Linked DNA regions of Homo sapiens: region 2 is linked to region 1. The links are chromatin loops, found by intact Hi-C in ENCODE. Cell type or tissue: B cell. All regions are shown on one strand. Each heading gives the region's core, and the rest is flanking DNA. Links, peaks and the distances in the headings are about the cores only.

Evidence for each region. Hi-C counts contacts between places; a loop is a spot of excess contacts. Peaks named below come from ENCODE experiments on the same cell type or tissue, not always from the same donor. Only the 100,000 strongest peaks of a DNase experiment are listed, where the experiment ranks them.
Region 2: a loop joins it to region 1, with 4 times the contacts of the local background. A loop is called at or near these places in 1 of 110 quality-filtered maps.

Annotation. Positions count from the first base shown.
Region 1 is chr10:107,414,124-107,417,048 of GRCh38, reverse strand. No RefSeq gene overlaps it. Among named protein-coding and RNA genes, the nearest start is that of SORCS1, 250 kb to the right of the region's middle. In B cell, for the core only: no CTCF peak of the experiment used is centred there; a DNase peak (open chromatin) is centred at 1,368; H3K27ac peaks cover 809 bases.
Region 2 is chr10:107,684,733-107,687,657 of GRCh38, reverse strand. No RefSeq gene overlaps it. Among named protein-coding and RNA genes, the nearest start is that of LINC01435, 380 kb to the left of the region's middle. RefSeq lists a silencer at 1,257-1,326. In B cell, for the core only: no CTCF peak of the experiment used is centred there; a DNase peak (open chromatin) is centred at 1,337; H3K4me3 peaks cover 640 bases; H3K27ac peaks cover 1,172 bases.

The DNA of each region.
Region 1 (2,925 bases), core at 294-2,793:
CTCTGGTGAAAAACTTATGGCGGACTACCATTTTTTCAGGGGCTATGATTTTGGAACTTGTTAATGGTAGTGAATTGAGCCAAATTTAGATTAAGGGATCTTCTTACATACGGTGGTGGATTGTGAAGACTATATTTACACTGAAATTATTCCAATTTTAGTTTACAATTAACTCCCCAATAAATCATTTAATAATGAATGCTCTATTGCCCCTAGTTGGTTGAGAAACTATGAAGACTTTTTTTTCTTCTTCCCTTTCAGTTTTCCTAAAGCTGTTTCAGTTGCCTAGATTCTTGCCTATGTATTATAGTTTGGATGTCTGTCCCCTTTAAATCTTATGTTGAAATTTGATTTGAATGAGTTTGATTTGAAATTTGATTCCCAGTGTTGGAGATGGGGCCTGGTGGGAGGTGTTTGGATCATTAGGGATGCATCCTTCATAAATGCCTTGATGTTATTCTCACAGTAATTAGTGAGTTCTTGCTTTATTAGCTCCCAGGAAATTTAATTGTGAAAAAGAGCCTGGCTCCTTCCTCCCATCTCTCTTTCCTCTTTTCTTACAATGTGATGCCTGATCCTGTTCACCTTCCTATATGAGTGGAAGCTTCCTGAGATCCTCACCAGAAGCAGACGCTAACACTATGCTTCTTATATAGCCTGCGGAACTGTGAGCCAAATAAATCTCTTTTCTTTATAAATTACCCAGCCTCAGGTATTTCTACATAGCAACACAGATAAACCAAGACACCATCTTACCCCATTTCCATGTGAATTTTACTGAATTTTCACTACCCACATCCCTAGGTAACCATTTTGATAGCCTTCATTGGTTTCTTTGAAAAAAATAATGTATTTCTTTCTCCTCCCTAGATAAACTTTTTGTAGAGTGGGCTTCCATAATTTCGTATTTTCTTTTCCTTATCAGAATTCTTCTAGTAAGTGTTTTCTTTAAATGTCTCTATTTTCAAAGTTTGGTGTTCAGATTCTCTCCTTCTTTCTCCGTACTGTCACCCTGGACAATTTTATCCACAAATTTATTTTTAATTATATTCTATGTGTTGATGGATCCTAAAGATATAGATTTTATTTTAACTTATTTCCTTTATTCAAGGCAAGTTTTTCTATTTGACTGCTGGGGATTTTCCCTCAAATACACGTTTCATCACCTCAAAGTCATCACAACAGACCTTATTGTCTTTTTTCAACCAGTTCTGTTTGTCCATTGATTTCTGTTATCTCTCTTGCAGTTAAAGCCATTCAACTTCTGCAACAACTTTACTTCTTCTCTTCTCTCTCATAAGAGTCAGTCAAAAGATGTACTCTGTTCTTGCCTTTTAGCATTTTTCAAGTCTCTCTAACTTCCTCTAATAACTTCCTCTATTCCTACTAATAGAGACAGGAGGCAGAAAACCCCACCTTCAAACCTAAAATAGCCTGAAGGCTGAAAAACCAGACTGCCTTCCTGGATGAAGGCCCCCTTTTTCCTTGAGGGATTCTTTCTGAATAATGCCCACCTGTGTACTGGGAGGACAGGGCGGGGCCTTGGGAAGTTCGCCCAGTTTGCAGAGGAGAGGAGCCTGGCCTCTCCTGTTCCTGGGTGGTAACCTGGGATTCAATCTGTGAGATGGGGGCCTGTTAACAGGAACCCCTCTTGCTCTGCTGAGTTTTTTTCCTTTTTGCCCAATAAATTCCACTCCCCCTCACCCTTCGAAGTGTCTCTGAGCCTAATCTTTCATGGTCATGTGACAAGAACCCAGTTTTTCTACAACACTACTACTGCTGTTATCTTAGTTGAAGACATAATTTCTCTCACTTACATTCCTTTAATAACCCATAAAAACATCTTGCTAGCTCAAGCCCTGCCCTAAACCAATCCATTGTCTTCATTGTGGTCAGAATAATTTTACTGAAGTACAATCATAGTCCACTCCCCTGATTTCCAATCATGAATTGGCTTGTCTTATAAGATTTTTGTCATCTAGCCTGTGACTGGCTACATATGTTTTTTCTGTATTCTCCCATGTATCCTCTACTTCTGTGTTGCTATAGGATCATCTTCATTTCACTGATGCTGACTCCTTGAAAAGCCCTTCCAACTTCCTTCTCTTTCTTCTTTTATATATTAAGGATTCTCTTCTATCTTTCCTTCCCTGTATTCATAGTGTTGAAATTATCTATTTGCTTGCTGTTTTCTCCTATTAGGCAAGGAACAATATAAAAATCATAAGCTACACACCAACTTCATTTTAGTGGGTAGATACTGTATGAAACTCTGTGTTGAGAAGATTTCTGAAGTTTGACTAATCCTACTGGAGGAAACATAAAAAGAGTGAATATTAATGTCTACTCTGAACAAGTGAGCAATGGACCTGCTTTTTTGCATCACGTATATTATTTTAATTTTACACCCATTCTCTGTGGAACATAATCCCAGTTTTTCAAATGAGAAGAATAAGATTACTAAAGTACCTTCTTATAAAAGGACATATAATAAATGGCAAAGACAAGATTAACCTGATGTTCTCTAACTTGAAATACCCTATTTCTTTCAGAAACACATTCTACCCCCAATGTTCACAGAATTAATAGATTAACTGTCATACCTGATATACATCCAGACCAGTAACAAATATTGTGAGACTAAAAAGGATCTAAAAGAAGACATTATCCCTGCACTCAAAGAGATTATGTGAATCAGACAAAATATGAAATAGACAAGATTTGATTCTGCATTCTTTACTGTTTGAGAACAGCCAATGACAGAAAGGAAATGGAAATATTTAAAACTTACAAGCTTGTGATAATGATGATGTAAAAGCAGAAGCTATGTAATCTCTCCTGAAGTTAATTACCCTTCATTAAGACAAATCTCATTCTTTTTTAGAAAAACAGACCACCTCCTGTCCATTAGGCCTTGTTATTCCT
Region 2 (2,925 bases), core at 189-2,688, 270 kb before region 1:
CTGTTACATTTTATTTTGTTTTTTTTTTTCTATTTTTTAAACACAGGTTATTTAGCATACATTTATTGAGTATCTGGCATTATGCTAGATGTAGTTGTGGTCACGTTACGTGGTCAATTTTGGATCCTGAAAATTCTCATTTGACTTTACAATCAAATTATTTCTTGATATTACATATACTTTGTTATAAATATTAACTATATTTTAACATGAAAATTATTGGACTTAGAATGTTAATAGTTTGTTTTATGTGCTAAAAGTAAAAAAAGATAATATTCTTTAGAACCAGATGAACACAAATCCAGATTCACCTCATTACCAGCAGGGTAAATGAAGGCAAAATATGTAGTTAATCTGCTCCTCAATTTTTTCCTTGGAAGTCTAATTGCTGGATCATATGGTAGTTCTGTTTTTGAAGACCCTCCATACTGTTTTCCACAATGACTGCGCCATTTTGCATTTCTGAAAACAGTATAGAAGGGTTCCAATTTCTCTGCATCCTCACCAACATTTGTTATCTTCTGTAGTATTTTTTTATTAGAGCCATCTCTTGATTATCTGCTCTCCGATCCATATCTTCAACTTCTGCCTTACTGTTCTACATATTTCATTAATGATCAAGCATGCAGAAGTCTTTTCCAGTTTTAAAAACAAAGAAACCAAAGCAAAAACAAACCATAACCACTTCTTCAAGCCCGTATTTCCGTCCAGCTACTTCCATTTAATTTATATTTACAGGGCAACCTCTCAAAGGAAGCATTTTCACTCTTACTCTGTTTTTTACCTCCCATTCTCTACTCAACCCACCCTCATAAGGCTTTATCCTTTCCACTCCAGTAAAACAGCTCTCACTAAAGTCAATAATGGCCTTCTTTTTTTAAAGCCAATTTACATTTCTGAGTCCTCATGTTAATTGATCTAGGAAGAGCACTTGAAACATTTGAACACGTCTTCTTTTTAAAAACATTTTTCTCTTAGATACTCTGGTATCACAAACTCTTGGTTTTCCACATAACTTTCATGCTGCTCCAATTCAGTCTTTACTTTTGACTTTATTTTCTTACCTGTCCTTTTAGTTTTACTTTAATGTATGTATTTTTCCTACTTGTTAATTTATAAATTACATGCTAGTATGGGCTGAATTGTGGCCTGTCAAAATTTATATAATGAAGTGCTAATTCCCTGTATCTTAGAATGTGACTGTATTTGGGGCTTTATAATTATCTTTCTCCCTATTTAGAAAGGTAATTCAAATGAAATGAGGCTGTTCGGGTGGTTCCTAACCCAATATGACTGCTGTGTGTATAAGAAAGAGGAAATTTGGACACAGGCATGTGCCTGCGCACAGAAAAGACCAAATGAGGAAGTAACAAGAAGTCAGCCATCTGCAAGCCAGGGCGGGAGGCCTCAGGGAAAACCAAACCTGTCAACACAATGATCTTGGACACCTAGCTCCAGAACTGTGGAAAAAATAAATTTATATTATTTAAGCTACCCAGTCTGTAGTATTTTGCTATGGCAGCCCTAGCAAAGTAATACATATACACTGAAAGGTAAAAATGTTAAGTGTTCAGTAATGCAGTTTTATACATTTGTAAGGTAGTATATAGTCACCACCTAGATGAACAAATAGATCATTACCAGCCTCCCAAGTGACTCCGACAAAGTAACCACCATCCTGATCTCTATTAGCACAGATTAATTTGTTTTTCAATTCCAAGCAAATGGAATCATACTGTAGTAAGCTTTTTTTTTGCTTCCCATTTCTTTTGTTCAAAATTACATCTGTAAGATTCATTCTTTTTATTGGATGTAGCAGTAGTTTACTTTTTTATTACATAACTATAGTATTCCATTTTATTGCTATAATTTTGGTTATCTGTGCTATTGGAAATAATATGCTCTTATTATTTATTGCTAACATTCTAAGAATGCAGTTGACTTTTCAATACAAATCTTTTATCCAGAGACCATGATAAGTCTCTTAGACATTTTAGATTTTGAGGTGAGGAGAGTTATGAGGTGGCAGGGAATGTTTTCTATGTAAGAAAACATGCCTCCTATAAATAATGAGTTTTACTTCCTCTGAATGCTTACTTCCTTTCTAATCTTTGTAAATTTTGTTTTTTCTTTGCCCTACTGTAGTAGCTATGCCTCCAGTACAATGTTGAAGTAAAGATTGAAACCACCCTTAATTGGTTCCTGAGCTCAGGTTGGAAAATGTCAATACTTCACCACTGAGTATGTTTGCTCTAGGCTTTTTGTACATACCATATTTTTTAAGAATTATAAAGTTTCTTCTATTTTTTTCCTAGAGATTTACACGTGTATGTGTTAAATTTTCATTAAATGTTCTCTCTATATTTAGCATAATCAGCATGTATCTTTATTCTATTAATGCGGTGCATTATATCTGATGATTTTTAAATCTTGTTACAAAATCTACTTGGTCTGGCCATGCTAGGTGGCTCCAGCCTGTAATCCCAGCACTTTGGGAGGCCAAGGCGGGCAGATTACTTGAGGCCAAAAGGTCAAGACCAGCCTGGCCAACATAGCAAAACCCCATTTCTACTAAAAATAAAAAAAATACAAAAATTAGCTGGGGGTGATGGCCAGTAACTGTAATCCCAGCTACTCGGAATGCTGAGGCAGGAGAATCGCTTGAACCTGGGAGGTGGAGGTTGCAGTGAATCAAGATCATGCCACTGCACTCCAGCCTGGGTGACAGAGAGAGACTGTGTCTCCAAAAAAAAAAAAAACTGCTTGGTCTTAATGCATTATTCTTTTTATATGTTACTGGGTTTGATTTATCATGTTATGAATTTTGTCAAGTTTTTACACAGATACAATTCTGTTATTACAAACAAGTTGGGAACATTTGTTTATCTTTTTCCATTCTCTGAAAAATGAGTGTAAAATTGTATT